Regions from separate parts of the Homo sapiens genome. Here all the other regions are linked to region 1. Evidence: chromatin contacts called from ENCODE Hi-C or POLR2A ChIA-PET data. All regions are on one chromosome and are shown on one strand. The core of a region is the stretch at or near the end of the contact, and the rest is flanking DNA. Distances in the headings are between cores, read along the strand shown.

Region 1 (3,918 bases), core at 1,038-3,537:
GGCGACAGAGCAAGACTCCGTCTCAAAAAAGGTGGTTGGCGTTGGTGTACTAGGGCAGGAGCTATAGGCAGACTACGAAATTTGAACTGGCTCGAAAAGGCCAAAGAGATGGGCAAGGGCAGAAAACTGGATTTAACTGTGGCTGGGATTAGAGTTCCGAGGTGCAACCTAGTGGGGCAAATTAGAATAGACATGCGTACCCGATCAGCATTTTGGGACCGACGAAGTGCGAGCAAGAGGCCAAGCCCCTCTCCACCTACACTCCGTAGGAGTAAGATTTCGAATCTCAGATGGCCTCCCCTTCCCCCAGAGTGGGATTAGGATTTTGGGGGCAGAGCCAAGGAAGGACTGGTTAGAATAGCAGGCGTTGGCGAAGGAAAGGGGAGGGCGGGTCCTCTAGGACTGGCTTGGTGGAGGTTGATGAAGGCCGTGAGATGGGGCGGGGGTGGGAGAGGACAGTTTGCAGCCTTGGGTGGCGCGGGGGCCCAGACCCTCTGTCTTGGGCCACTTGTTGGTCGGGAGCCAGATCTCGCCACACCCGCGTTTCCTCGATTGTAAACGGTTATGTTGGGAGTGTTTGCTGCTGCGTGGGTCCGCTGAGAGGATTAGTCTGGGCCCCGTAAACCGCTTAGCGCCGAGCCTGCTGTGGCAAGGGCTCGAACTGGATGAGAGACGTGGCTAGACGGGGGAGGGGTGCTGGGCCGGGGGGGAGGTGGGAAGACTGCTCCCCTCCGCTGACTCAGCCCCTTCTCTCCTCAGAGGCAGGCCCCGAAGGCCAGGAGACGGCGGAGATCACCGACTTCCAGAGGGTGCGTTTCTGCAAGGTGGTGGCGGCCCCTCCGCTGCCGGGGGCCGCTCGCTGACCGCGCCCGCCGGACCGCGGCCTCCGCGCTCTGCACTAACCTCCCACCGCCTCGCTCCTCTGTCCTCTGCTTCTGCCACACTCCAGCCAGGAGAGGGTTAAATCTAAGGGGGGAGGAGCCAGGGTCTGCGAGCCGGGCGGGGCCAGGGCAGTAGTCGGGTGCAGGCCCCACCAACGGGGGACGTCACGGCACTGGGACGGCTGGGACGCTTCCGCGTTAGTCTCCCATGGAGGCCCTGGGCGGCTCGAGCCAGTCTTCAGGCCGAATCTCCCGCCTCCAGGATTGCATCCGAGGCCTGGCAGCCGGTGACACTTCCGAAGGGCTTGAATTACTCGGGCGCCAGCCCTGTCGTATTAAACGCAGTGCTTCCGCTCACCCTTGAACTGTGTTTCTGGAGGGGGCAGGCTGGGTCGCTGTGCTTGGCGGGCTTTTCTGTGGCGGAAGAGGCGGAAGGAAGGGGTCTTCCTCCACCCTTCTGATCCGTCTTCCCTCCCCCCTCCCGCAGGCCTCCCCGAATTCCTGAAGACGCTGCTGGGAGGGGACTGAAGCTTCCCCGCCTTGATGGGGAGGGGGCGTGAGGAGGGGTTTATCTGGATTTCCAGGCTGTGTTCTTTCTACCCCAGAGCCTAGTCTGGACCCCTTGGCTCTAGGGAGAGGGAAAAGCTGACCGTTGGGGAGGAGCTGGGAGAAGGGGCGCGATTGCGGTGAGGGGCGGAGCTGGAACCTCGGGGCCTGAGGTGCTGAGGATACCTGAAAGCGGGCTGAGAGTGTGCTGGAGGAGGCGGGTCCCGCGGGGGCGGAGCTAGGCTGCCTGGGCGGGGCCGGAATCCTGACAGGCGGAGTTAGAGCGGGGGGCGGGGTCAGCGCGCGCGGGTGGGGCTCTGGCCATGGGCATGGGGCGGGGCCGTCAGCGGGGGCGTGGTCGGGGTGTCGCGCGGGAACCCGCGCGGGAGGAGAGCGGGGATTCCGGAACTAGAGTGTGGGAGCCAGAGGCCGTAGCGGGCAGGGCTCGAGCACTGGAGTAGAGCAGTCCGACAGGTAGAGAAGTGAGACTGGCTGCGGCACAGGGCGGGTTAGGGCTCCAGGCAGGGCTTGAGCGGGACGAGGGGGCGGGCTCCGAGGCGGGCTAGATGCCTGGGCTGGATGAAGTCCGAGTCTGGGAAGAGAACCGTGTTGTGGCGGGAGGAGGCGGTGATTGGGGTGGTGGGGCTAAGCGCGGGGGCGGGGCTGGAGCGAGGGGGGCGGGGTAGCACCTCCGCCTGTCGGTGGTGGGGCGGAGGCTGGAGGGGGTGGGCCTAGGATGCGGAGGCGGCAGCTCGCGTGGGGGCGTGACCATGCTGGCGGGGGCGGGGCCGGAGGCGGGCGGTTTAGAGAGCGGGGCGGTCTGCGGGGTGGGGGCGGGGCCTGGTGGGGGCGGGGCCTGTGCGGTCTGCGGCGCGGAGCCGAGTGGGCTGCGGGGATGCGGGGGACCAGCTGCGTGGGCGGCGGCGCCGAGAGCCCCGGAGGCGCGGGGCTGAGCGAGGGCCCGCGGGGGCGCTGGCTGCGCTTGGCTCCGGTATGCGCCTACTTCCTCTGCGTCTCGCTAGCTGCCGTGCTGCTCGCCGTGTACTACGGTCTCATCTGGGTACCCACGCGGTCTCCCGCGGCACCCGCCGGCCCACAGCCCAGCGCGCCGTCCCCTCCGTGTGCTGCCCGCCCGGGCGTGCCGCCTGTCCCGGCGCCCGCCGCTGCCTCCCTCTCCTGCCTCCTGGGAGTCCCCGGCGGGCCGCGACCCCAGCTCCAGCTGCCGCTGAGCCGCCGCCGCCGCTACAGCGACCCTGACCGCCGTCCGAGCCGCCAGACACCCAGAGAGACGCCAGAGGCCGCGGAGGGGCGAAGACCCGGGTAACTCTCCCTTCCACCCCAACCCGGATCGCCAGCCCTCGAGAGCTCTGTGCTCCACGCCGAGGATGCACCGTCTCTGGATTGGTCCGGCCTTCTTCCTAATGACATCGCTCAGCGTCTCTGGAGCCGTCATCCCGCGGAATGGGGGCCCAGGGGGTGTCAGCTCGGGGCCTTGCCTCTTGCAGCTACTCTGTGGTCAGGCCGGGTCCTCCACCATCAGGAAGATCCCATCCTGAGCTCTGTCTCCTGCCCCTCCTGCTGTGGGATGCTGAGCACAGAGCCCACAGCCCATCTGCCTCTTCACCTCCCTGAATCCGTGTCCATCTGCAATAAACGACAGCCTCGGCTGCCTCGTGCTGTGTCTGTCCTGTTGTCTGCAGAGATGCCTCCCCTCCCAAGTTTGTGTGGGAAAGACCTTCCTGGGGTGTGGCCTTTGTCTGTTTTGTCCCGGGTGGGCTGTTCCCCTTCCTTAAGGAGCTCTTCTTTTCTTGGAGTAGGGAGAAGCAGCTTAGCAGCAGCAGGGCCTTTGAAGGTCAGACAGTGGGAAGGGCTTCCCAGTTTTTTGTGTGCTTGGAGCAAAGGACAAATGTCTCTGGGGAGAAGCAGAGTGTCTGCCCTCGTGTTACAGCACAGGAGACAAGAGGAGGGGTGGGGTGATATAGGACAATAGCTGGGGTTCTGGGAATTGCTGTTGGTGTAATTATCATGTCAGGGACAGAGGCTGAATCACCCAGGGATCTCAGTTGGCTGCCGAGAGGGAACGATGCTGGCCCACTTCCTGGGGTCAGAGAGATGAGAGTGGATGGCGGCGGCGGTGGTGTTGCTTCTCAGCCTGTCTGGAAATCTCAGAGCCAATGACCAAAGCGCTGTGCTGCCTTGGAAGACTGGTGCAGCCTCTGGCCTGGGGCGCTGCTAGGAAACCAAGGCCGGGAAACTGAGGTCTAGCTTCTGGGCAAGGAGTCCGAGGTGGGGAGGCCATGTTCCATCCTGGAAGACTGAGGCCTGGCTCTGGACAGGGCCTGGGATCTGACATGCAGGAAGCTGGTTCCTGTCCAGCCTCCCCGCTTGAGCTGGAGGCCTTCCCAGGAGAGTGAGGCTGAGCATCTTCTCCCACGCTGTGGCTCCTGGAGATCTGTGGAGGTGGTTAGGAAGGTCAGCTGCTCTGCTCACC
Region 2 (3,918 bases), core at 1,059-3,558, 1.7 Mb after region 1:
CCAGGTCTCAGTCCTCCCTAGTCTCTGTCCCCTTCTCTCTGAGTCCCTGTCCCCCCTCTCTCTGGGTCTCTGTACCCCCTTCTCTGGATCTCTGTCCCCACCTCTCTCTGGATCTCTGTCCCCCACTCTGGATTTCTGTCCCCTCCCGCCGGGTCCCTCTGGGTCTCTATCCCCCCCACCCCTGGGTCTCTGTACCTCCCTGCCTCTGTCCCCCCCCACCTCTGTCCCCCCCTCTCTCTGGGTCTCTTTTCCCCTCCCTCTGGGTCTCTGCCCTCCTCTCTCTAGGTCTGTCCCCCTCCCCTCTCTCTCAGGGTCTCTGTACCCCTCTGTCTCCGGGTCTGTTTTCCCCTCTCTCTGGGTCTCTGTCCCCCTCTCTCTCAGGGTCTCTGTCTGAGTCTCTTTTTCTCTGGGCCTCTGTCTCCCCACCCCACGTTCTCTATGGTCTTCAGATCCTGTCTCTCTCAGCCCCTCCTCTCCCTCCACCTATGGGCCCCAAGGCCCCTCTCGGCCGACTAAAGGTCTCTGGGCTGAGGTATGACATTTGGTAAATGAGTAACTCGGGCCCCACAGTCAACGGGGTGCTTTGGACGGCTGCCCCTCCTCCATGGACTCTTCCCAGAGACCCCAAGTCAGGGGAGAGAGAGGGGCAGAGGATCAATGAGTGTACACTGAGCCACCACCCAGAGTGAGGGGACAATATGGCCACAGGCAGGATCCCAGAAAAAAAAAAATTATGGGAACCAAAAAGACACGGAGACAAAGCACACAGCCGGCTTCCAACAAGGGGGGACCTTGGGGTAGGGGGCCCGATTTGGGTCTGAGCCAGGTCTAGTTCTGAGGGTCCCACCAAAAAAGTCGGGGAGTGCCAAGGGGATGAGGTCAGCGAGTGGCCCCACCCCCATCCGTCCCCGCGGGGGCCCCTTCCCGCGCTGAGCTCAGCATGACTCAGCAGTCGCTGCCTGCAACAAGGACCCCAGATACCGGCCTGGCGGGGCATCTGCAGATCCCCTCGGTCAGGGGCTGCCCCGCCTGGGCTGTTCGGAGCAGCTCCTCTGTAGGGCAGGGCCTGACCTCACCCCACACCCCAGTGGCTTCAGCTCCCTGCCCAGCGCACGGGCTGCCTCCATCAGGGCACTTAAGTAGAGTCAAGGTTTGCGCCGACTCCGTCTCCCAGAAATCAACGTGGACCAGGCCCACTTAAAAAATATGCATTAGTCGAAGACAGACGTCTCGTCCATAGGTCCCCAGACTGTTTGTCCACAACGCAGGGCTTCTCTTTGTGGGCCTGAAGGAGCACACGTCAGGCAAGACACGAGGGCAACTTCAGAGACACTGTTCAGGGCCACGGAGAATTCTCGAAGTCTGTGAGTTGTCTCCAAAACAGCCTCCAGGAAATGCAATCCCAGAGACACCGCAAAGCTCAAAACAGACTTTTCATTCCTCCCCATTTCCACTCCCAGAAAAAGCCTGGGCCCCTGAAAGAGCTCCAAGGTATCCCCAAAGTCCCAGCCCATCTTTGGAGGGTTCCAGAGGGCTGTCCAGGGTTCCAGAAGTCACCCTACCTCATACAATGCTCCTCCTGGGCTTCCCGCACTGGGTGAAACCCACGGCTCCAGAATAACTGCCCTTTCCAACTTGCAGAGCACCTCAAGAACCTAAAGATTTCCCCGGGGAGGGCTCCAAAATATAGAGAGTTTGCATCGTGAACCCCCACCCCTGTAAATCCCAGGACTCCAGTCCCCGCAACACTCCATCTTCCAGAGATCTCCAGGGGTCCAGAAATAACACCTCACAGCCTTCCAAGCTTCCCAAGGATCCGGAGACTCCTTATCTCGCAGCGCAAACCTCAGGCAACTACAGGTCCTCCCTGCACCTTTGAGGTGCCCCTCCCCCCACTCAAGGTTCCAGAAAAATCCATGCCCTCGGAAACCCCAGAATCTTACTTTCCCGAGGCACCCCAGGACCCCAGGGTCATCAGTTCACAGGGCTGTTAGTGCTCCCATAAAACTCTAGCCTCCCAGAGGGACCCCAGCCCCCACCCTCCCGCCCACGAACCCCTGCATTTCCAGAATCAGCCCCAGGGCCCCAACCCCCCCAAGCCCCCATTTCACAACACGCTGGCGCTACAGGCGCGTGACTTCCCCTTGCTTTGGGGCGGGGGGCTGAGACTCCTATGTGCTCCGGATTGGTCAGGCACGGCCTTCGGCCCCGCCTCCTGCCACCGCAGATTGGCCGCTAGCCCTCCCCGAGCGCCCTGCCTCCGAGGGCCGGCGCACCATAAAAGAAGCCGCCCTAGCCACGTCCCCTCGCAGTTCGGCGGTCCCGCGGGTCTGTCTCTTGCTTCAACAGTGTTTGGACGGAACAGATCCGGGGACTCTCTTCCAGCCTCCGACCGCCCTCCGATTTCCTCTCCGCTTGCAACCTCCGGGACCATCTTCTCGGCCATCTCCTGCTTCTGGGACCTGCCAGCACCGTTTTTGTGGTTAGCTCCTTCTTGCCAACCAACCATGAGCTCCCAGATTCGTCAGAATTATTCCACCGACGTGGAGGCAGCCGTCAACAGCCTGGTCAATTTGTACCTGCAGGCCTCCTACACCTACCTCTCTCTGGTGAGTCCCCAGGACGCCCCTGGCCCTAATTTCCTCCAGCTGCGCACCTCCGGCCCTCACTGCACGCGCCAGCCTTCTTTGTGCGGTCGGGTAAACAGAGGGCGGAGTCCCCTTGGCCTCGCCTCCCGCTAACCATTGTTGCCTCCATCTCTTCCCGTAGGGCTTCTATTTCGACCGCGATGATGTGGCTCTGGAAGGCGTGAGCCACTTCTTCCGCGAATTGGCCGAGGAGAAGCGCGAGGGCTACGAGCGTCTCCTGAAGATGCAAAACCAGCGTGGCGGCCGCGCTCTCTTCCAGGACATCAAGGTAACTAGTGTGTGGGTAATGGACTACATCTCCCAGCAGGCCGTGCGCGCGAGGAGCCTTGATTTGAGGGCGTAGGTGTCGCGTGGGCTTCTGGGAGATTGAGTTCGGTCTTGTGAGCCCTCTTAACCGCTGGAAATAGAGGCGCACCTCGTGCAGTGCCCACAACACGCGGCAGTCCACACCGCTGCGTGGTCTTAGGGACGTATAGCTGTAAGAGCTAGGACAGGGTGCGGAGAGTGATAAATACAAGCTGTCACATGTCTTTGTGGCCTGGGCCTCTGACCCCCAACGACTCTTGGGAAATGTAGGTTTAGTTCTATGTGCCGAGTGTGTGTATTCTGAGCCATTTCTCCCTTCTATATAGAAGCCAGCTGAAGATGAGTGGGGTAAAACCCCAGACGCCATGAAAGCTGCCATGGCCCTGGAGAAAAAGCTGAACCAGGCCCTTTTGGATCTTCATGCCCTGGGTTCTGCCCGCACGGACCCCCATGTACGTACCCGCTGCATCCATGGCTACCCAACCATACCCCTCAAGCCTCTGCTCCCTTTGGGCAAATTTCCTTCAGAGCCTCATTTCACACCTGTCACATTTTAATCTGCAACTGGCTGCTCTCTCCCCCTCTTTTCCAGGGATTGGGTTTCTAATTTCTCCCTCTTCTCTCTCAGCTCTGTGACTTCCTGGAGACTCACTTCCTAGATGAGGAAGTGAAGCTTATCAAGAAGATGGGTGACCACCTGACCAACCTCCACAGGCTGGGTGGCCCGGAGGCTGGGCTGGGCGAGTATCTCTTCGAAAGGCTCACTCTCAAGCACGACTAAGAGCCTTCTGAGCCCAGCGACTTCTGAAGGGCCCCTTGCAAAGTAATAGGGCTTCTGCCTAAGCCTCTCCCTCCAGCCAATAGGCAGCTTTCTTAACTATCCTAACAAGCCTTGGACCAAATGGAAATAAAGCTTTTTGATGCAGCTGGTGGTTTTGTGTGTGGTGTGGAAGATGAGGTGGGA
Region 3 (3,918 bases), core at 412-2,911, 1.6 Mb after region 1:
GGTGGATCACAAGGTCAGGAGATCGAGACCATCCTGGTTAACACGGTGAAAAACCCCGTCTCTACTAAGAATACAAAAAAAATTAGCCGGGCGTGGTGGTGGGCACCTGTAGTCCCAGCTACTAGGGAGGCTGAGGCAGGAGAATGGCGAGAACCAGGGAGGAGGAGCTTGCAGTGAGCCAAGATCGTGCCACTGCACTCCAGCCTGGGCGACAGAGCAAGACTCCGTCTCAAAAAAAAAAAAAAAAAAAAAGACCTGCCTGGTCAACATGGCGAAACACTGTCTCTACTAAAAATACAAAAATTACCCAGGCATTGTGGCACATGCCTGTAATCCCAGCTACTCCAGAGGCTCAGGCAGGAGAATCGCTGGAACCCAGGAGGTGGAGGTTGCAGTGAACCGAGATGGCGCCACTGAACTCCAGCCTGGGCGACAGAGTGAGACGCCTACTCAAAAAATAAATAGGCTGGGTGCAGTAGCTCACGCCTATAATCCTAACACTTTGGGAAGCCGAGGCAGGCAGACTGCCTGAGCTCAGGAGTTCGAGAACAGCCTGGGCAACATGGCGAAACACTGTCTCTACTAAAAATACAAAAAATTAGCTGAGTGTGGTAGTGCGTGCCTGTAATCCCAGCTACTCGGAGGCTGAAGAGGGAGAATCGCTTGAACCCGGAAGATGGAGGTTGCAGTGAGCCGAGATCACGCCATTGCACTCCAGCCTCGGTGACAGAGCGAGACTCCATCTCAAAAAAAAATAAAAAAATAAAAAATAACAAATAAATAAATAGGCCTGGAGTGGTGGCTCACGCCTGCAATCCCAGCACTTTGGGAGGCCAAGGCAGGCAGAACACCTGAGGTCAGGAGTTCGAGACCAGCCTAGCAAACATGGTGAAATCCCGTCTCAGAAAAATAAATAATGAATAAATAAATAAATAAATAGGCCGGGCGCGGTGACTCACGCCTGTAATCCCAGCACTTTGGGAGGCCAAGGCGGGAGGATCCCCTGACGTCGGGAGTTCCAGACCAGCCTGACCAACATGGAGAAACTACGTCTCTACTAAACAAATACAAAATTAGCCGGGCGTGGCGGCACATGCCTGCAATCCCAGCACTTTGGGAGGCCAAGGCGGGAGGATCCCCTGACGTCGGGAGTTCCAGACCAGCCTGACCAACATGGAGAAACTACGTCTCTACTAAACAAATACAAAATTAGCCGGGCGTGGCGGCACATGCCTGCAATCCCAGATACTCGGGATGCTGAGGCAGGAGAATCGCTTGAACCCCGAAGGCGGAGGTTGCGGTGAGCCGAGATCGCCCCTTTGCATTCCAGCCTGAGCAACAAGAGCAAAACTCCGCCTCAAAATAACTAACTAAATAAATAAATAAATTGGGGTGGGAAGGCATTGACCCTGAGCTGAGAGAGAACTGGCTCGCTGTTGAAGCAGGGCCACGCATTTGATTGACAGTTCGTTTGTTGGAGGGGCGTGGTCACGCTCGGAAACTCCGCCGTGACGTTGCAAAAGCTGGAATCTCCGCGAGAAGTCCTGTCTTACTTCCACTTCCCACCCTTCGGGTTGCGGTCTCGAAACCCCGCCTCTCTTCGTGACGTCAGCACGCCGGGCGCGGTAGGCTATAAAAGCCTAGTGGCCATTGTGTTCGTTGCTCTTATCGGTTCCCATCCCAGTTGTTGATCTTATGCAAGACGCTGCACGACCCCGCGCCCGCTTGTCGCCACGGCACTTGAGGCAGCCGGAGATACTCTGAGTTACTCGGAGCCCGACGCCTGAGGGTGAGATGAACGCGCTGGCCTCCCTAACCGTCCGGACCTGTGATCGCTTCTGGCAGACCGAACCGGCGCTCCTGCCCCCGGGGTGACGCGCAGCTCCCAGCCGGTGAGTAAGGGGTCGGAACGCCTGGGTCCCCACGGGGCTGGGGGCCCGGATTTAGAAAGGAGAAGGGGTTGGGAGCCTGGAGTCCTGAGCCTGAGGGAGGAGGGATCTGGAAGCCAGATTCTTGGGTCCCCCGTGAAGGAATCATCTGCCAAGTAGGGGGTCGGGTCAGAATGTTTCAGTCTGCGAGGGAGGAGGGTGTGAGGGTTTGATTTGTCAATCTTCAGCAGAATGAGAGAGCTAGGGACTATGACTTTGTCGCCAAGGGAAGCAAGTAAAGACTTTTGTTCTTGGTTCTTGGGACTGGGAGTTCTGCGTCTGAAGAAAGAGAGGGCTGGGGGCTTGGACCCTTGGATCTAAGGCAGAACTAGGGGCTCAGACTCCTGGCTATTGAGAGATAAGAACAGAGCCAAGGGACAGAGATGGGCGTGGCCGAGATCAGAAAGGAATTTGGGACTCTCGCGTTGCTATTTACAATAGTTGTGTTACTATTTCCGTTGCTATGACTCATAGTCACGCCCGGATGCCATCCTCTAAATGGCCCCTAAACTTTATTTTTTTCTCCCCCTTTTCCAGCCCAGACACATGGCCCCAGGCCAAGCACCCCATCAGGCTACCCCGTGGAGGGATGCCCACCCTTTCTTCCTCCTGTCCCCAGTGATGGGCCTCCTCAGCCGCGCCTGGAGCCGCCTGAGGGGCCTGGGACCTCTAGAGCCCTGGCTGGTGGAAGCAGTAAAAGGAGCAGCTCTGGTAGAAGCTGGCCTGGAGGGAGAAGCTAGGACTCCTCTGGCAATCCCCCATACCCCTTGGGGCAGACGCCCTGAAGAGGAGGCTGAAGACAGTGGAGGCCCTGGAGAGGACAGAGAAACACTGGGGCTGAAAACCAGCAGTTCCCTTCCTGAAGCCTGGGGACTTTTGGATGATGATGATGGCATGTATGGTGAGCGAGAGGCAACCAGTGTCCCTAGAGGGCAGGGAAGTCAATTTGCAGATGGCCAGCGTGCTCCCCTGTCTCCCAGCCTTCTGATAAGGACACTGCAAGGTTCTGATAAGAACCCAGGGGAGGAGAAAGCCGAGGAAGAGGGAGTTGCTGAAGAGGAGGGAGTTAACAAGTTCTCTTATCCACCATCACACCGGGAGTGTTGTCCAGCCGTGGAGGAGGAGGACGATGAAGAAGCTGTAAAGAAAGAAGCTCACAGAACCTCTACTTCTGCCTTGTCTCCAGGATCCAAGCCCAGCACTTGGGTGTCTTGCCCAGGGGAGGAAGAGAATCAAGCCACGGAGGATAAAAGAACAGAAAGAAGTAAAGGAGCCAGGAAGACCTCCGTGTCCCCCCGATCTTCAGGCTCCGACCCCAGGTCCTGGGAGTATCGTTCAGGAGAGGCGTCCGAGGAGAAGGAGGAAAAGGCACACAAAGAAACTGGGAAAGGAGAAGCTGCCCCAGGGCCGCAATCCTCAGCCCCAGCCCAGAGGCCCCAGCTCAAGTCCTGGTGGTGCCAACCCAGTGATGAAGAGGAGGGTGAGGTCAAGGCTTTGGGGGCAGCTGAGAAGGATGGAGAAGCTGAGTGTCCTCCCTGCATCCCCCCACCAAGTGCCTTCCTGAAGGCCTGGGTGTATTGGCCAGGAGAGGACACAGAGGAAGAGGAAGATGAGGAAGAAGATGAGGACAGTGACTCTGGATCAGATGAGGAAGAGGGAGAAGCTGAGGCTTCCTCTTCCACTCCTGCTACAGGTGTCTTCTTGAAGTCCTGGGTCTATCAGCCAGGAGAGGACACAGAGGAGGAGGAAGATGAGGACAGTGATACAGGATCAGCCGAGGATGAAAGAGAAGCTGAGACTTCTGCTTCCACACCCCCTGCAAGTGCTTTCTTGAAGGCCTGGGTGTATCGGCCAGGAGAGGACACGGAGGAGGAGGAAGATGAGGATGTGGATAGTGAGGATAAGGAAGATGATTCAGAAGCAGCCTTGGGAGAAGCTGAGTCAGACCCACATCCCTCCCACCCGGACCAGAGGGCCCACTTCAGGGGCT
Region 4 (3,918 bases), core at 1-2,500, 1.6 Mb before region 1:
GCCACCGCGCTCGGCCTCCCCCAGTATTCGTAAAATCGCTGCCCCTTAACATTCATTTCAATAGGACTAATTATCTAGGACCACTCCCGTTATCGTTTAAAACATGTTTTTCATAATTAAATTTTTTTTTTTTTTTGTAGAGACGGGGGTCTCGCTATGTTGCCTAGGCTAGTCTCGAACTCCTGTGTTCCAGCGATGCTCCGCCTTGGCCTACTAAAGTGCTGGGATCACAGGAATGAGCCCCCGCGCCCAGCCCAGGGCGTTATCTGATAAAGCTGTCCCCTCTCCCGAAGTCACGATGCGTCAAAGGCCCCACGCCCGTTCTCAAACTCATCAGGAGAAAAGCAGGACGCTGCATCCCTAAAACATCTGCCCCTGCCCCCCCCGCTCTGCTCAACCCTTCCCACACTCAATCGGTCAAATATCCACCCTCAACCTCATTCCCGCCGCCTAAGCCTAGCCCGGCCTCACATGATGGTCACTACGCTCTCCGTTCACTCCCGTTTCCTCCGCGTTGCTGCTGCCTGAGGAGAGAGAGGCGGGACTTCCTCTTCCTGCGACCCACTTCCGTTGGCGCCTGCGCAAAGCCAACCAGTAAGTGGAGGCGTGGCCTGTTGCCACAGCATTCCCCACCAACGGTGCACAATGATGGAATAAAAGCTTCGGGTAGGGGTTCGCGGCCAGTCAGAACCACACGGGGGCAGATGTTTATGACAATGAAGACAAAAGGAAAGGCAGTCTGATTCAAACCGTTTCTTGAAGAATGGTACAGGTTGAAGGAGGGAAATGACAAGCTATTTCCAAATGCCCGCCGGCCGTGACTTCGGGGGCGCGGCCTCCGTGAAGCCAATCCGCTCCTCGCTTCGGAGACAGGCACCGCCCCTCTTCCCTCTGGGACGCGTTACTGACGTATCTACTGATCTTTCCGACCCTGCGCCACCAATCCCCTGCCTACATCCGGAAGGGGCATGGACCTGCGCCCGGGAGATCGAATATTTTCCATGATCAAACGCTGTTCATTGGCTTTCCCTCCTCCGCTAAGGCGGAGCCTACTTCTCTTGCGCTCCCATTTGGGTCGTGCCATTCTCAGGGGAACCAACCCCAATACCTAAGGGAGGCTGGGAGGCGTGTCCTCAGGACCGTAGTTCTTATTGGTTTCGCTGCTCGCTGTGGGGTGGGCTGGTGCAGCCGCAGCTGTTGCTTATTGGCCCACCGATTCCATGGGGAGGAACTTGGCTGGGCCTAAACTCAATCCGTGGTCTGGTACAGGTTTCAGGGCAAAGCGGCCATGCGTTCCGGGGGCCGCGGGCGACCCCGCCTGCGGCTGGGGGAACGTGGCCTCATGGAGCCACTCTTGCCGCCGAAGCGCCGCCTGCTACCGCGGGTTCGGCTCTTGCCTCTGTTGCTGGCGCTGGCCGTGGGCTCGGCGTTCTACACCATTTGGAGCGGCTGGCACCGCAGGACTGAGGAGCTGCCGCTGGGCCGGGAGCTGCGGGTGAGGCTGGGCGGGGACCCGGGCACCGCGGGGACCCTCATTCCCTCCCCGCTGTTACCCAGGGTTGACGTGGCTTTAGCGTACGGCCCTAACCGCAGATGCCACCGTCTTCGTCATCTGAGCGCATGACCCTTACCAAAGGAATAAGGCTTCGGGCTGGTTCTGCAACAGTAGCTTCCTTTTAAGAGGAAAGGTCTGAAATAGTAAGACGGGGGGGTTCAGGGTTCTACGCCTTTAGTCAACTATTTGGAAGAGTCCCTTCCTCCATCTCCCCTCTCTCTCACTGGGCCTCGATTTCCCCATCAAGTTTGAGGTAGGCTGGACCGGATGGTCTTGGAAGGACTTTTCCTGAGCCTTGGATTTATCCTAGAAGTCTCCGATGCTGGAGGCGGCAGATTAGGAAGAGAACCCGGGGCTCCTCGCGGGTGACGGCGCCCGGGGTAGGGTTGAAATGGGGGGGTTGCTCTCATTCTTCCCTTCCCTATCCCACCTCCTTCCCAAGGTCCCATTGATCGGAAGCCTCCCCGAAGCCCGGCTGCGGAGGGTGGTGGGACAACTGGATCCACAGCGTCTCTGGAGCACTTATCTGCGCCCCCTGCTGGTTGTGCGAACCCCGGGCAGCCCGGGAAATCTCCAAGTCAGAAAGGTAAAGGGACCCACCTCCAGTCCCTGACCCCCTAGCCCTCCAGGGAATGGGAAATAAGAATCCTGTTCAAGATCCCAAAGAAGCTAAGAGGAGGAACTGGGGCTCTGACTGGAGTTAATCGGACTCTAGACTCCATGCTGGTAACAAACCACCAGGCTGTACTGCCCCCCTTAATGCCCCCACCAAAAGCTTACTGTGTGCTAGGCATAGGCAACAGACAGCCCTATAAGGTGGGTACCAATATGATCTTCATTATGCAGATGGGGAAACTGAGGCTCAGAGAGGTTATACACATTGCACAAATCCTACAGATAATAAGTAGTAGACCTTAGCCGGGTGCAGTGGCTCATGCCTGTAATCCCAGCACTTTGGGAAGCCAAGGTGGAAGAATCACCTGAGAAGTTTGAGACTAGCCTAGTCAACCTAGTGAGACCCAATGTTTAGAAAATCATAGACCTAGAGTTGAACCCAAACAGGTTGGCTCCGAGCTGGTGCTGTAATGTATCTGTTGTCTTCCAGAAAGCATGAAGAGTCATTTAAAGGCCAGGCGCAGTGGTTCACACCTCTAATCCCAGCACTTTGGGAGGCCGAGACAGGCAGATCCCTCGAGATCAGGAGTTTGAGACCAGCCTGGCCAACATGGTGAAACCTCATCTCTACTAAAAATACAAAATTAGCCAGGCGTGGTGGTGGGTACCCGTAGTCCCAGCTACTTGGGAGGCTGAGGCACGAGAATCACTTGAACCCAGGAGGCGGAGACTGCAGTGAGCTGAGATTGCGCCACTGCACCCCAGCATGGGTGACAGAGCGAGACTCCATCTCAAAAAAAAAAAGTCACTTAAATACTGCCTGAGTCCCAATGCTACCTCATCCACTTAGATTGTGACCTTGGACTGGTTTCTTTTTTATTTTATTTTATTTTATTTTATTTTGAGATGGAGTCTCACACTGTCGCCTGGGTTGGAGTGCAGTGGCGCGATCTCGGCTCACTGCAACCTCCACCTCCCAGGTTCAAGCAAATCTCATGCTTCAGCCTCCTGAGTAGCTGGGATTACAGGTGTGCACCACCATGCCTGGCTAATTTTTTGTATTTTTAGTGAGACGGGGTTTCACCATATTGGCCAGGCTGGTCTCAAACTCCTGACCTTATGATCCGCCCACCTCAGCCTCCCAAAGTGCTGGGATTACAGGCGTGAGCCACCGCGCCCGGCCTGGACTAGTTTCTTAACCTCTCTGAGCCCATTTCCTCATCTGTAAAATGGGGTCATGTATTGGCAGTCCCTCCCCTAAATGGTTCCTAGAAGAGGGCTTAGCACACAGTGAGAGCTATTTAAGGGTAAGCTGTGATGAGTCTTGCTGGCTTCAAGAGGTGGGGTCTCCCCAACATCTGGCACCCAGTAGGTACTCACCAGCACTGTCAAGGGAATGATTTTAATCAGAGTAGGGGGCTGGGCACAGTGGCTCACATCTGTAATCCCAACACTTTGGGATGCTGAAGCAGGCAGATCACTTGAGGTCAGGAGTTCGAATACCAGGCTGGCCAACATTGTGAAACCCCATCTCTACTAAAAATACAAAAAATAGCCAGGCGTTGTAGGGGGCGCCTGTAACCCCAGCTACTCAGGAGGCTGAGTCAGGAGAATCACTTGAAGCCAGGAGGCAGAGGTTGCAGTGAGCCAAGATCAAGCCACTGCACTCCAGCCTGGGTGACAGAGCAAGACTCCATCTCAAAAAAAAAAAGAAAGAAAGAAAGAAATCCATTCAATCAGAGTGGGGC
Region 5 (3,918 bases), core at 592-3,091, 1.5 Mb before region 1:
AGCCAAGATTGCACTCCGCCTGGGCAACAAGAGCGAAACTCCGCCTCAAAAACAAAACAAAACTAAACAAAAAACCATAAAAATAAATATAGGGCCAGGCGCAATGGCTCACGCCTGTTAATCCCAGCACTTTGGGAGGCCGAGGCGGGTGGATCACCTGAGGCCAGGAGTTCAAGACCAGCCTGACCAACATGCAGAAACCCTGTCTCTACTAAAACTACAAAAATTAGCCAGGGCGTGGTGGCACATGCTTGTAATCCCAACTACTCAGGAGGCTGAGGCAGGAGAATCGCTTGAACCCGGGAGGCAGAGGCTACAGTTAGCCATACCACTGCACTCCAGCCTGGGTGACAGAGGGAGACTGTCTCTAAATAAATAAATAAAAATAAATAAAAGACTTGCCTAAGGTCATATAGCAAGTAAATGGCAGAACTAATATTCTAGACTGCTTTGTTCGCTGTCTCTACTCATCACATTGTATATTTCAGTATGGAGAGAGGACTAAATTATAGTGCTGAAAGCACAGATTCTGAGCCAGGCTGCCAAGATCGGAATCCTGAGTCTAGCAATTAATGCTGGATAGCCTTGGGAAAGTTGCTTAATTTCTCTGTACTTCTGCTTCCTTTCTGTAAAATGGAGAAAATAACAGCACCTACCCCTCAGGGGTGTTATCAGAATTAAATGAGTTAATGTGTACAAACAGCTAAGGACAGGGCCAGGCATTTTGTAAAACAATAAGCGTTAGCTGTAATCCACAGTGGGGAGCCCCTACATGCTTCTGAGCTGGGGTGTGTGCCCAGATCAGTGCCAGCTTTTGAGAAAACGCCTCTGGGACTGGACTGGAAAGGAGGAAATCCATTAGCACCTGTAACCCAGTCACATTCCGGGGGCGGAGAACTTCCCACCAACAGCTCTGAGACTGAAACTTCACAGCCCAGCTCTCCCACTAATAGTAACGATTTTAATGACTCCCTTTAACCCTGTTCTCAGAGGCATGCTTGCTGTTCCCATACTACAGATAAGGGCACTGAGGCTCACAGATTTGTCCATGGCACAAAGGGGTGGAAGAATAGGGGATATGAATGCTGTACTTCTCATAGGGATAAACCATTACACTCTTCTAAATTCCACCGGGGAAGTGAGGGTGCGAAAGCCTGTCTCGATGGCCCTTTCTGGCCGTATTATCCTACAGTTCTGTGCCTGTCCAGCTTACCGGGAGTCTCTGGCGGGACTAGGGAAATTATCACTACATCCAGGCCCCTAATTTCACGCTCCTTACCCCACCCTCAGTCCTGGAGCCTAAACCCACACTCTATCCTACCACTGATTTCTCCCTCCTACCTCCTCAACTTGCCTTCCTGCCCCCAATCCGATCCAGAGGCCCCAACCCATTGCGTCCACCGTTCGCCTGTCCCTTGGAGCTTCCAGACCCCCTCACTCATCCTAACCCTGATCCTCATACCCTCGCCGCAGGTTAAGCCCCCATCGAAATCGACCCCTTCAGGGCCTCTACCTGGATGTCCAGCCCAGTCTCCAACTCGGGGCCCACTTCCCCAGCTCTGAGCCCCTTTACAATCAATTCCAAAGCTCCACTCCCACCCCACCTCCAAGACCCCTCCCCAAGCCACCATTCTTCTACTACTACCTCCGGCTCCCATTCCTCCCAGTCCTCTCCCCCAGGCAATCTCCCCTCACCCAGCCCCTTCTTTCGCCCCTGCCTCTTCCCCCTCGTCACCCGGTCCCGAACCCCCGTCCCGACTCTCCAGCGCCCCCGGCCCGCGCCTGGGCTCTCACCATCGCCGCGCGCTGCATCTCCCTCGGCTACGCGGGTTTCCCCCACTCGCTCCTCTCCAGCCTCCCCTTCCGGGTTCTCGTCCCGAAGCCCGCTGGGAATTGAAGTCCGGGCAGCCACGGACTACATCCCCCAGAAGGCAGCACGGTCAAGCTTGGAGGTGGGGTAGGAAGCAAATTAGGCGGGCGGAGGAAAAGAACGACTCGAACTCCCGGGAGACAAAGCCGGGGAGGACTTGGCAGCGCAAGCGCAGGGTGCTTCCCCGCTGGGCGCGCTGGGAGATGGAGTCTAGCCAGGAGGGCTCCATTTTTGCCCGAGGCCCTTGGGAAGGGAATTGAGAATATTGCAATAGGGTGTTGGTGAGGGGTGGAGAGTTGGGGAAGAGCAAATTTATTGATTCATTTGTGCCGATCAACACAATAGCTAACAGCTCCTTGTGCTTTTCCAAACTCCTTCCCATCCATCCCCTTCTTTTTTTTTTTTTTTTTGAGACGGAGTCTTGCTCTGTCACCCAGGCTGGAGTGCAGTGGCGCAATTTCGGCTCACTGCAACCTCCGCCTCCTGGGTTCAAGCGATTCTCCTGCCTGAGCCTCCTGAGTAGCTGGGATTACAGGAGCCCGCCACCACGCCCGGCTAGTTTTTGTATTTTTAGTAAAAACGGAGTTTCACCATGTTGGTCAGGCTGGTCTTGAACTCCTGACCTCATGATCCACCCGCCTCGGCCTCCCAAAGTGCTGGGATTACAGGCGTGAGCCACCGCGCCCGGCCCGTCCCCTCCTTTCTTACCTCCTGATTTACAAATGAGAAAATTAAGCCTTAGGAGGAAGGAAAGTCCCATACATTAGGAGTTAGTCCACATCATAGAATAGCAGCTCCACATCGCTCGAGCCCAGGAGTTCGAGGCAGTGAGCTAGTGTTACACCACCGCCCTCCATGCAGTTCAGCCTGGGCGACAGAATGAGACCCTGCTGCCTCTTAAAATAAAAGAAGGCCGGGCGCGGTGGCTCACGCCTGTAGTCACAGCACTTTGGGAGGCCGAGGCGGGCTGATCACAAGGTCAGGAGATCAAGACCATCCTGGCTAACACACTGAAACCCCATCTCTACTAAAAATACAAAAAATTAGCCGGGCTGGGTGGCGGGTGCCTGTAGTCCCAGCTACTCGGGAGGCTAAGGCAAGAGAATGGCGTGAACCCAGGAGGCGGAGCTTGCAGTGAGCCGAGATCGCGCCACTGCACTCCAGCCTGGGGGACAGAGCGAGATTCCGTCTCAAAAAAAAAAAAAAGAAGAAGAAGAAGAAGAAGCTCCAGGAGGGCAGAGATCTTTGTGTACCTTGTTCAAGCACCTAGAACAGCGTAAACATGTGTTCAGTAAATATTTATTGCATCGGAACTATATGCCAGACACCCTACAGACAACCCTGGTAGGAATTACAATCCCAAATTTATAAGGCAGAAAGAGATTAAGCCTCTTGTCGCTGGCAACACAGCCAAGAAAACGATTTGAACTGAAATGTATTGGATTTCAGGGTTTCTACTCTTGACTAGGTCGTTAGATCATCTCCCCTTAAGACGTATTTTCCAGGCTGGGTGCGGTGGCTCATGCTTATAATCTCAGCCGGGAGACTGGCTTTAGTCCAGGAGTTTAAGACCAAACTAGGCAGCAAAGTGAGACCCTCGTCTCTACCAAAAAAAAAAAAAAAAAAAGCCCAAATCTTTTATTCTTTTTCTTTCTTTTTTTTCCTTTTTTTTTTTTTTTTTTTTTTTGAGACAGAGTCTTGCTCTGTCGCCCAGGCTGGAGTGCAGTGGCGATACCAGCTCATTCAACCTCCACCTCCCAGGTTCAAATGATTCTCCTGCCTCAGCCTCTGGAGTAGTTGGGACTACAGGCGCGCCCCACCATGCCCGGCTAATTTTTGTATTTTTAGCCGAGACGGGGTTTCACCATTGTTGGCCAGGCTGGTCTGGAACTCCTGACCTCAAGTGATCCGCCCGCCTCGTCCTCCCAAGAAGGCCCAATTCAAATGGCCCTCCTCTTTGAATCCTTTCCCAACGTATTGTTCTCTGCATTAACCGAGTTCCCGTCTCACCGGATTCTCATGGTCTCGGAGGTTCTCACGGTCTTCTC
Region 6 (3,918 bases), core at 955-3,454, 1.4 Mb before region 1:
CAGCTCTGATGTCCCCTCCTCCAGGAAGCCCTCCTGGACCACCCCCCCCCCCACCGAAATCAGAAACCCTCTCTGGGCTCCCACAGTCCCTGGGATCCCCTACCCCAGCCCTGCTCCCTCAAGTCATCACCGTCTTCCCCACCCCCCTACTAGACTGGCTCAGTCATCCATGTGTCCCCAACCTCATCGAGCATGGGGCAGGTGCTCAGGGAACGGCTGTAGAAGAAATAATCCAGAATCAAGGCTAAGCAGGAAGTTTCTGTAGTCAGCTCTCCACACCTCTATCCAAGGCATGACCTTGGGAAAATTACCAAACATGTCTGAGTCTTTTATTTATGAAATAGTGAAATAGTATGCATCTTACCGCATTGATGATTCTATCAAGAACTAACAATGAGAGTTGAGGAGGTGCTGAACTAAGCAACTTACCCATATTAGCTCATTTAATCTTCACAGCAACGCTTTGAGGTGCAGACTATTTTTATCTCCATTTTACAGATGCAGCAACTGAAGTACAGTAACTTACTCAGATGACACAGTTCAGTGGCAAAGTTGTGATCGGAGCCCAGGCAGCCTGCCTCCAGAGTCACTACTCGACACTGCATTTAATGAAATCCTGCCTGTGCTGATGACCCCAGGTGTGGACCTGAGTCAGGCCTCCTAAATCTGGTTCCATTCCTGGCTCTTGACAGTTACTAGCTATCGGAACTGAGGCAAGTCATTTCATTTTTCTGAGCTTCAGTTTCCCTAGCTATAAAATGGGGCGAAGGACAGCATCCACCTCACAGGGCTGCAGCAAGGCTTTGATGAGACATGTAAAAGGCTTGCAACAGCGCAGGCACACAGCCTACTCTGAAGACACTCACCTGCACGTCGGTCCTCCCGGCGGTCTTCCGACAACACGTAGCGCTGAGGGCAGGCGCTTGGGGGCGGCGGCTGTGAAGAGGGGGCCGCAGGGGGCTCCTCCGCCCCAGCACCTGCCCCCGGCGCCGCCACACCTGGCCCCAGGATGGCAAAAATGGTCTCCTCTTCCGCGGAGAAAGCGTCCTCCGCGGCGGGCCCGGCGCCCTGCGTGGAGTGCGGCACGCGAGCGAGCTTCTCCTTGGTGCGGCGCTTGAAGTCGTTCCAGCGCTTCTGCACCTCCTGGCCCGTGCGCTTCCAGCTGGTGATACCGTTGATCTTGGCGGCGATGCCGTCCCACACGCGCCGCCGCTCTGCCACGCTCACCCGACGGCTCTGCGCGCCGTAGAGCTGCGGGTAGTGGGCGCGCACCTCGCGGATCAGGATCTGGTTCTCTTCGAATGAGAAGCGCGGCTTGCGCAACCGGGTGGTTTCCTCCGCTTCGCCCGCCGCCGCCGAGGCCATGGCGCCCCCCGACGCCGCCGTCCTGCCGTCTGGCGCATGGGGGGCGCCGGCGCTGCGGGCAAAGGGCGCACGGGGCTGGCTGGGGTTCGGGGTCCCCCCGCCGCCGCCTCTCCCAGACCGCCGGGCCGAGAGCTCCTTAGTCCCCGGGGGCAGGAGTGGGGGCGGGGGGCGGGCGGGGGCGACGGGCACCCGGGTAAGTCGGAAGCGCCTAAGAGTAGCTGACACCGGCTGAGCGCTTGGCTCGGACTTCGCGCGGCGCGAAGTGCCACGCTGAAGAGTTGATAGAAATTGGGGGAGGGTCTGGAGGGATGGAAGGAAAGGAGGAAAAGTGCGAGGAGAGGAGGTGTCTGCAGGAGTTAGAGAATGGGGGCACGGGAGGATAGGAAATGGAGGGAGGATGGGGGTGCCTCGGGGGGGTCTTAGATGCATGAAGATAAGGAGATGCGGAAGGGGGGATGCAGCAAGAAGGGGGGAATCTGGAGCAGAGGAGGCGCTCTAGGGGCTCTAGGGGGCAACGGGGCGTCTGTAAGACCGATATGAGAAGGGCCCTTAGAGGGATGTCCAGGAATAATGGTGAGGTGGGAGCTCCTGTATCACTGGAAGAGCTGGAACGATCAAATATTAGGGATCAGGGTCTGCGAGGATTGTGGGGGCTCTGGGGATTGCCAGAAATTAAGGGGAGCTCTGGAAATAACGGGGGTCCCGTATCACAAGGAGACAACGGAGGCTACGGGGGACGGCAGGGAGAGCGAAGGTCGCGGAGGGTGGGGACCGAGTCGGGCCACGGGTCACTCACCGGCTCCGCCGCAGCCGCCGGTGGGTCAGGGCTCGGGCTTCTGCGGCCTGTTCCCACCCCCCGCCTCCCTCCCTCCCCTCTTTCGGCCCCGCCTCCGGCCGCCCCGCATGCCAAGGCGCAGGCGCGCCCAGGGCCAGTCGGCCCCAATGCCCTTACCGCCAGGGTTTCATTCCCACCTACCCCAGCACAGCGCAGGCGCAGAACTGCGCTCCGCCGAGCCCCACCAGCAGGCCGCAACTGCGCAGCCGCAACGTTAGCGCCGCGCGGGTACCCCAGCTTCCTGGGGCCACAACGGCGCACGCGCAAAAACTCCATCGCGCGCATGCGCGTGCCTCGGGTTGTACCCGGTACCGGGTCTCGGCGCAGGCGTTGCGAGCTTGGATGGGAGAGATGCTGGGAGCGCGCCAGTACCCAACCTTTCGGACAGTCTTCCAGCCCACCCTGCCCTCTAACCAAAGGGGAGGGAGACAGCGCTGAAGGGAAGCGCTTTGTCTCCTTGACAACTGTGTGGGTGGGGTGGAGGCGTGAGGAAACCGCTTTGCCTCCTGGCTTGCCCGCCCCTGCGCTGGGCCGCTCCAGAGCTTCCCACCTCGCACCCCTAGAGGCTGGGCGTCCTGGGGATGTCCCGCCCCGGGCGGATGCAGTAACCATAGCGACCCACAAGCCTTCCAGTCACGCCTTGGGGGCCCCTCTGTGCGCACCTTTACCTCGAGGAGCGGGGAAAATAAGAGGGAAGAGCTTCCTGGCTGGTAGGAAGGGAGATCCTGACGCCGGCACGACTTTAAGCAAGTGCATGGAGACAGGAATGAAGCCAGAACGCAGGTGGGGTGAGCCGCATGGCAGGATGATGGAGCTCAGTCCGGCTGAGAAGTGTGTTCGTTAGCATCCTGCAGGAGTCCTCAAGGTCATTCGACAATTGGTGCTTCATTCATCGACTCAATAAATATACATGAGCACTTACACAGTTCCTGGTACAATGAACATAAAAGCTAAAATCCGTAGCCTGGGCCGGGCGCGGTGGAGCTCACGCCTGTAATCCCAGCACTTTGGGAAGCCAAGGCGGGCGGATTACCTGAGGTCAGGGGTTCGAGACAAGCCTGGCCAACACAGTGAAACCCCATCTCTACTGAAAATACAAAAACTAGCTGGGCATGGTGGTGCATGCCTGTAATCCCAGCTACTCGGGAGGCTGAGGCACGAGAATCGCTTAACCCCGGGAGGCAGAGGTTGCAGTGAGCTGAGATTGCACCACTGCACTCCACCTGGACGACAGAGTGAGACTCCGTCTCAAAAAAAAAAAAAAAAAAAATACATGCCTGTAGTCCCAGCTACTTGGGAGGCTGAGGCGGGAGGATCGCTTGAGCCCAGGAGTTGCAGGCTGCAGTGAGCTATGATCAGGCCACTGCTCTCCAGCTTGGGCAACAGAGTAAGACCCTGTCTCAAAAGAAGAGAGAGAGAAAAAAAAGGCCCCTCTGCCTGCTGTGTGGAGGGTGGGTGGGAGGGAGCAAGACTACTGGGTAGAGTCAAAAAAAGTCATGAGCAGGGGTAAGAAAAGGATTAGGAAAGCGAGGGGAGACTAAACTAAGACAGGGACAGTGTCAAGGGGGACACGGAGAGACATTTGAGAGAATATATGGAAAGCATGGTGAGTGTCGCGCTAGCGAGGGAAAGGAAGATGTCTAGGTGAAACCCAAGTCTCTGGCCCAGGTTCTCACTTGGGGGTGTGGGGTCAGGTAAGATGTGGTGAATGTAAGGCT
Region 7 (3,918 bases), core at 509-3,008, 1.2 Mb after region 1:
CTGGAGGGGGGAGGAGGGGGAAATCCTCCGCCCACTCGAAACTGCCTCCTGCGGCAGAAGGAAAGACCGCGGTCAGGCTGCAGACACCTGCGGCACTCCCGCCCTCTGGTCCCGCCCCTCCCGACCAAGCCCCTCCCACCCCATAGACCCCGCCCCGTCCGCCCCATGGCTCCCGCCCCCTCCCGCCCCATAGGGCCCGTCCTCACCAAAGCCGCTGTCGTTGCTGGGAAACCCATCTCCGGGGGTGGCGGGGTGGGGAGGTGTCGGGGGCGCTGGAGGCGTTGACGGGTCCGTGTCCCCCTCGGGGGGGGCCTGGACGCTCAGCTCGTTGGTTGGCGTCTCCTGTGAAGGCAGATTAGGGGGAAGCCAGAGGGGACAAACCTTCACGTCCCATTTACCGCATCCCCCAAAAGCAACAAAACCGGCTAATATTTCTGGGGCTCTAGGAATCCCAATTTGTAATCACTGACTCGCACGCTCTGGAGAGGTGGCTGGAGCCCCTAATCTGGCTTCGAAGCCTTGGGCCAGCCTTAACCTCAACCTGGCCAGAGGCTCCTTTCCTGACAGCGGAGCCCCGCGCACAGCTAAGTAGCCCAACGCAGGGATTCTCTCCTGGCTCATTAACGTGAGGCCTCCACCGGATCCCCTAACCCAAAGCGATCTCCATAAGCCCCACCCCGTCCACGTCAGTCCCACCCACCTCTGAGATCTTGACCTGCTCCAGTGGCCCTCCCAACCCCTGCCCCATCCTGAGCGCATGCCGTGCTGGATGCTGTGACCCTGCCCCTGAGCCCTCCCTCAGAAGTAGACCTGCTCCCGCCCTCCAAGTCCCACCCCTCTGAAAACATTTCAGTGGCCCAGGCCCCAGTTCTTGGCCTTGTTTCCATTCCTTTCATAATCTCAGCCCAGTATGCCCGCCCCAGGTTCATCTAGACAAGGTCCCAGTTCCTCAGCACCACTCGCCCTCCCTTTTTCTCTTCAACACCATATCCTGTGTTTTTCTTTTTGTTTTAGACAGAGTCTCACTGTCGCCCAGGCTGGAGAGCAGTGTTGTGATCATGGCTCAATGCAGCCTCAACCTCCTGGGCTCAAGCGATCCTCCCACCTGAGCCTCCTAAGTAGCTGGGACTACAGATGCGCACCACCACACCAAGATAATTTTTTTCTTTTTAAGAGACGAGGTCTCGCCATTTTGGCTAGGCTGGTCTCGAACTCTTGACCTCAAGTGATCCTCCCGCCTCGGCCTCCCAAAGTGCTGGGATTACAGGCGTGAGCCACCCGGGACAGGCCTAACTCTTAACACATTCCTCAACCCATCTCTCTAAAGACCCGTCCCAGTCGTTAGGTTCGCTCATCCCTGACCTCACCCCAGAATACGTTAAGACTGCCTGCTCCATCTCTGAAGCCCACCTGCAGCCTAGCCATGGCCCTTCCCTAGTGGGTAAGATCTGCTCCAACCCGAACCAGCCTACAGACACTAGAACTCTAGTCAACAAACCATGCCCAAACTCTCACTAGGCCCCTTCACCATCCAGGCCTCTTCTCAACACTTCCTCCCTAGCCTCTCCAGGATCCCATACTTGACTACCCAGTACCCCCTCTTTCCTTCCAGACCCACACTCTCTCTCCAGACCTCTCCTCGCCCTCTAGACCACGCCCCCGTCACAAGCCCTGCCCTCACCCTAGGTCCCGCCCCAGCTCTAGGCTCGGCCCATACTCCTGGCCCTGCCCCATTGCCAGGCCCTGCCCTCACACTCAAAGCCTCCTCCCATCTTCCTAGTCCCGCCCCATTTCCCTGACCAGTCTCTCCCCAGACCCCGCCTTCACCCCTCAGGCCCTTCCCGCGCCCTGCTCCATCCGCCCCGCCCTAGGCTCCGCCCCCATTCCAGCCTTGGATTTTCTCCAGGCCTCCTCTTGCCGCGCCACAGACTTGGCCTCCCTCAGGCCCGGATCCAGACTCTGTCCCGATCCTAGGCGCGGTCTCCTTCCAGGCCCCGCCCCCGCTCTAGGCTCAGCCTGCCTTCAAACCCTGCTGTAGACCCCGCCCCACCCTAAGCTCAGCCTTCGTCTAGGCCCCGCCCCAGGCCCTGCACCTCTAGGCTCGACCTCCCTCCAGGCCCCGCCCTGGGCTCCGCCCCCCAGCCCGCCCTCTCCCTGGGCCCCGCCCCACTCTAGCTCGGCCCCGCCCCAGGCCCCGCCCCACTCTAGATTGGGGCTCCCCTTAGGTCCCACCCCAATTCAGCTTGCCCTCCCTCCAGGCCCCGCATCACTCCAGCTCGGCCTCCCTTCAGGCCACGCCCCACTCTAACTCGGCCTCCCTCCAGGCCCCGCCCCACCCTAGCTCGGCCTCCCTTCAGGCCCCGCCCCACTCCAGCTCCGCCTCCCTCCAGGCCCCGCCCAACTCTAAGCTCGGCCTCCCGCCAGGCCCTTCCCGGCTCTAGGCTCCTGCTCCCTCCAGGCCGCGACCCCGAAACCGCGCCCTCTCGGGTTCCGCACCTGGTCGAAGAGGTAGACGGTCACGTCCCCGTGGAAGGAGACCATCTTGCGCTTCCTCTCCAGCTCGCTGTCCTCTGGCTCGTCGGCCCCGCGCGGAGACTTGAGCAGCCCCCGCAGCGGGCGGGCCGCGTCCGCGTCGGCGCTGCTCACCACGACGGGCACCGGGGCTGCTCGCGCCCTCCCGGGGCCCCGCGGCCCCGCCGCCGCGCCCGGCGCCGCCGCCTCCTCGTCCTCCTCCTCGTCCTCGTCCTCGTCCTCCCCGTCCTCCTCCGCCGGCCCCGGCGCTCCCGCCCCGCCGGCCTCCCCGCCAGCCGCCCCGGCGTCCGCGCCCTCCCACGGGGGCCGCCGCGGGCCCGGCCCCGGGAATGGCGTGAGCGTGAGCGGCGGCAGCGCCAGCGAGAGCCGGGAGAGCCTGGCTGCGAGGGGAGAGACCTGGTGAGCCCCTGTCCCGGTGAAACTGAGGCAGGCCCTCCCACCTAGCTGTGTGGCCTCAGATAAGACCCCCGCACAATCTGGGCCTCAGCACCCACTTTGTGAACGGAAGGGCTGCACCAGGGCTTCTCCAGGCAGGGTGGGAAAGGTCCTCTCCAGTGCTCAACCTCCCCAGAGCTCCCCAGTGCCAACGGCTTTAAGCCGCAACTTCCCACAGCCCACCAGGCCCTCATGCCCTGGCCTACCTGATTTCTCTGGCCTCTGTCCCCACCTCCTCTGGCCTGACCTCCATCTAGCCACATGGGCCACCCCACCATTCCTCCCACCGAATAGCTGGGACTACAGGCGCACGTGCCACCATGCCCGGCTAATTTTTTGTATTTTTAGTAGAGACGGGGTTTCACCATGCTGGCCAGGCTGGTCTTGAACTCCTGACCTTATGATCTGCCCTCTTTGGCCTCCCAAAGTGCTGGGATTACAGGCATGAGCCACCACACCCGGCCAGATCCACCTCTCTGAGCCTCTGTTTCCTCACTGGCAAATGAACAAGGGTCACTTAGCCCTCCATTACTGCATAAGTGAACTGCCCTTTCTGAGCTGATGGCAGGGGCAAGAGGAGGGTGGAGGTGGGGCAGGGAGAAAGATGAATGCAGACGGTCCCTCTCAGGTCCTCGTTCTCTCTACTCAAGTTTTACTACCTTTTGCTATTCTCTAAACATGGTGAGCCAGTGCACATCTCAGTGCCCTCTCTAGAACACTCTCCCACCGATGTCCACCTGCCTCACTCCCTCCTTTCCTTCACATCTGCTCAAAAGTCACACTTTTGTTGACCAGACATCTCAGGGTGATGGGGTTATGGGCGATGCTTCATAGAGGGAGTGTTTTTTTTGTTTTTTTTTTTGAAATGAAGTCTTGCTCTCGTCGCCCAGGCTGGAGTGCAGTGGTACGATCTCGGCGCATTGCAACCTCCGCCTCCTGAGTTCAAGCGAT

The links. Hi-C counts contacts between places; a loop is a spot of excess contacts on that map. ChIA-PET counts read pairs that join two places held with the same protein, here RNA polymerase II (POLR2A). Pooled maps may share reads with other maps.
Region 2: a loop to region 1 is called in a pooled map, with 7 times the contacts of the local background. The contact joins the promoter of FTL here to the promoter of INAFM1 in region 1. A Hi-C loop is called at or near these places in 4 of 50 pooled maps. POLR2A ChIA-PET finds 5 or more read pairs at or near these places in 2 of 52 experiments (GM10248 and GM12878).
Region 3: a pooled map shows a loop between it and region 1 (11-fold over the local background). The contact joins the promoter of PPP1R15A here to the promoter of INAFM1 in region 1. A Hi-C loop is called at or near these places in 8 of 50 pooled maps. POLR2A ChIA-PET finds 5 or more read pairs at or near these places in 2 of 52 experiments (GM10248 and WTC11).
Region 4: a pooled map shows a loop between it and region 1 (16-fold over the local background). The contact joins the promoter of QPCTL here to the promoter of INAFM1 in region 1. A Hi-C loop is called at or near these places in 5 of 50 pooled maps. POLR2A ChIA-PET finds 5 or more read pairs at or near these places in 2 of 52 experiments (GM10248 and activated CD4-positive, alpha-beta T cell).
Region 5: a loop to region 1 is called in a pooled map, with 5 times the contacts of the local background. The contact joins the promoter of FBXO46 here to the promoter of INAFM1 in region 1. A Hi-C loop is called at or near these places in 1 of 50 pooled maps. POLR2A ChIA-PET finds 5 or more read pairs at or near these places in 2 of 52 experiments (H1 and activated T-cell).
Region 6: a loop to region 1 is called in a map of naive thymus-derived CD4-positive, alpha-beta T cell, with 13 times the contacts of the local background. The contact joins the promoter of MYPOP here to the promoter of INAFM1 in region 1. A Hi-C loop is called at or near these places in 1 of 168 maps with a recorded cell type or tissue (naive thymus-derived CD4-positive, alpha-beta T cell) and 8 of 50 pooled maps. POLR2A ChIA-PET finds 5 or more read pairs at or near these places in 1 of 52 experiments (WTC11).
Region 7: a loop to region 1 is called in a pooled map, with 11 times the contacts of the local background. The contact joins the enhancer-like site here to the promoter of INAFM1 in region 1. A Hi-C loop is called at or near these places in 1 of 37 single-sample maps with no recorded cell type and 8 of 50 pooled maps. POLR2A ChIA-PET finds 5 or more read pairs at or near these places in 2 of 52 experiments (Caco-2 and activated CD4-positive, alpha-beta T cell).

The regions. Positions count from the first base shown.
Region 1 is chr19:47,272,598-47,276,515 of GRCh38, forward strand. INAFM1 (InaF motif containing 1) reads left to right here and starts at 2,288. Exons shown (of 1, transcript NM_178511.6): 1 at 2,288-3,126. The coding sequence starts at 2,323. The coding sequence ends at 2,751. It also overlaps a transcript of CCDC9 not described here. RefSeq lists silencers at 670-979, 1,590-1,849, 2,210-2,659.
Region 2 is chr19:48,963,001-48,966,918 of GRCh38, forward strand. FTL (ferritin light chain) reads left to right here and starts at 2,309. Exons shown (of 4, transcript NM_000146.4): 1 at 2,309-2,609; 2 at 2,770-2,916; 3 at 3,281-3,406; 4 at 3,583-3,879. The coding sequence starts at 2,508. The coding sequence ends at 3,735. RefSeq lists a cis regulatory region at 708-1,208, enhancers at 890-999, 2,549-2,598 and a silencer at 2,139-2,298.
Region 3 is chr19:48,870,760-48,874,677 of GRCh38, forward strand. PPP1R15A (protein phosphatase 1 regulatory subunit 15A) reads left to right here and starts at 1,662. Exons shown (of 3, transcript NM_014330.5): 1 at 1,662-1,892; 2 at 2,466-3,918. The coding sequence starts at 2,475. RefSeq lists enhancers at 607-1,219, 1,220-1,831, 1,490-1,549, 1,660-1,769, 2,430-2,519 and 3 more and cis regulatory regions at 1,309-1,882, 2,069-2,569, 2,729-3,229, 3,609-3,918.
Region 4 is chr19:45,691,416-45,695,333 of GRCh38, forward strand. It overlaps QPCTL (glutaminyl-peptide cyclotransferase like), which reads left to right and starts at 1,251. Exons shown (of 7, transcript NM_017659.4): 1 at 1,251-1,495; 2 at 1,998-2,141. The coding sequence starts at 1,289. SNRPD2 (small nuclear ribonucleoprotein D2 polypeptide) reads right to left here and starts at 538. Exons shown (of 3, transcript NM_001384647.1): 1 at 472-538. The coding sequence starts at 473. RefSeq lists enhancers at 74-794, 613-742, 753-882, 1,408-1,958.
Region 5 is chr19:45,729,055-45,732,972 of GRCh38, forward strand. It overlaps FBXO46 (F-box protein 46), which reads right to left and starts at 1,842. Exons shown (of 2, transcript NM_001080469.2): 1 at 1,795-1,842. RefSeq lists a silencer at 697-991 and enhancers at 1,840-1,949, 2,040-2,169.
Region 6 is chr19:45,900,409-45,904,326 of GRCh38, forward strand. It overlaps MYPOP (Myb related transcription factor, partner of profilin), which reads right to left and starts at 2,205. Exons shown (of 3, transcript NM_001012643.4): 1 at 2,162-2,205; 2 at 867-1,417. The coding sequence starts at 1,365. RefSeq lists enhancers at 1,968-2,017, 2,448-2,557 and silencers at 2,208-2,257, 2,818-2,897.
Region 7 is chr19:48,491,198-48,495,115 of GRCh38, forward strand. LMTK3 (lemur tyrosine kinase 3) reads right to left here. Exons shown (of 15, transcript NM_001388485.1): 12 at 2,497-2,912; 13 at 207-342; 14 at 1-48. Among named protein-coding and RNA genes, the nearest start is that of LMTK3, 19 kb to the right of the region's middle. RefSeq lists silencers at 1-37, 1,757-1,966, 1,966-2,157, 1,987-2,466, 2,657-2,706 and 1 more and an enhancer at 2,719-3,219. Within about 2 kb of position 1,759, at least 26 of the 41 ENCODE cell types and tissues checked have a DNase peak (open chromatin) inside an H3K27ac peak, as active enhancers do.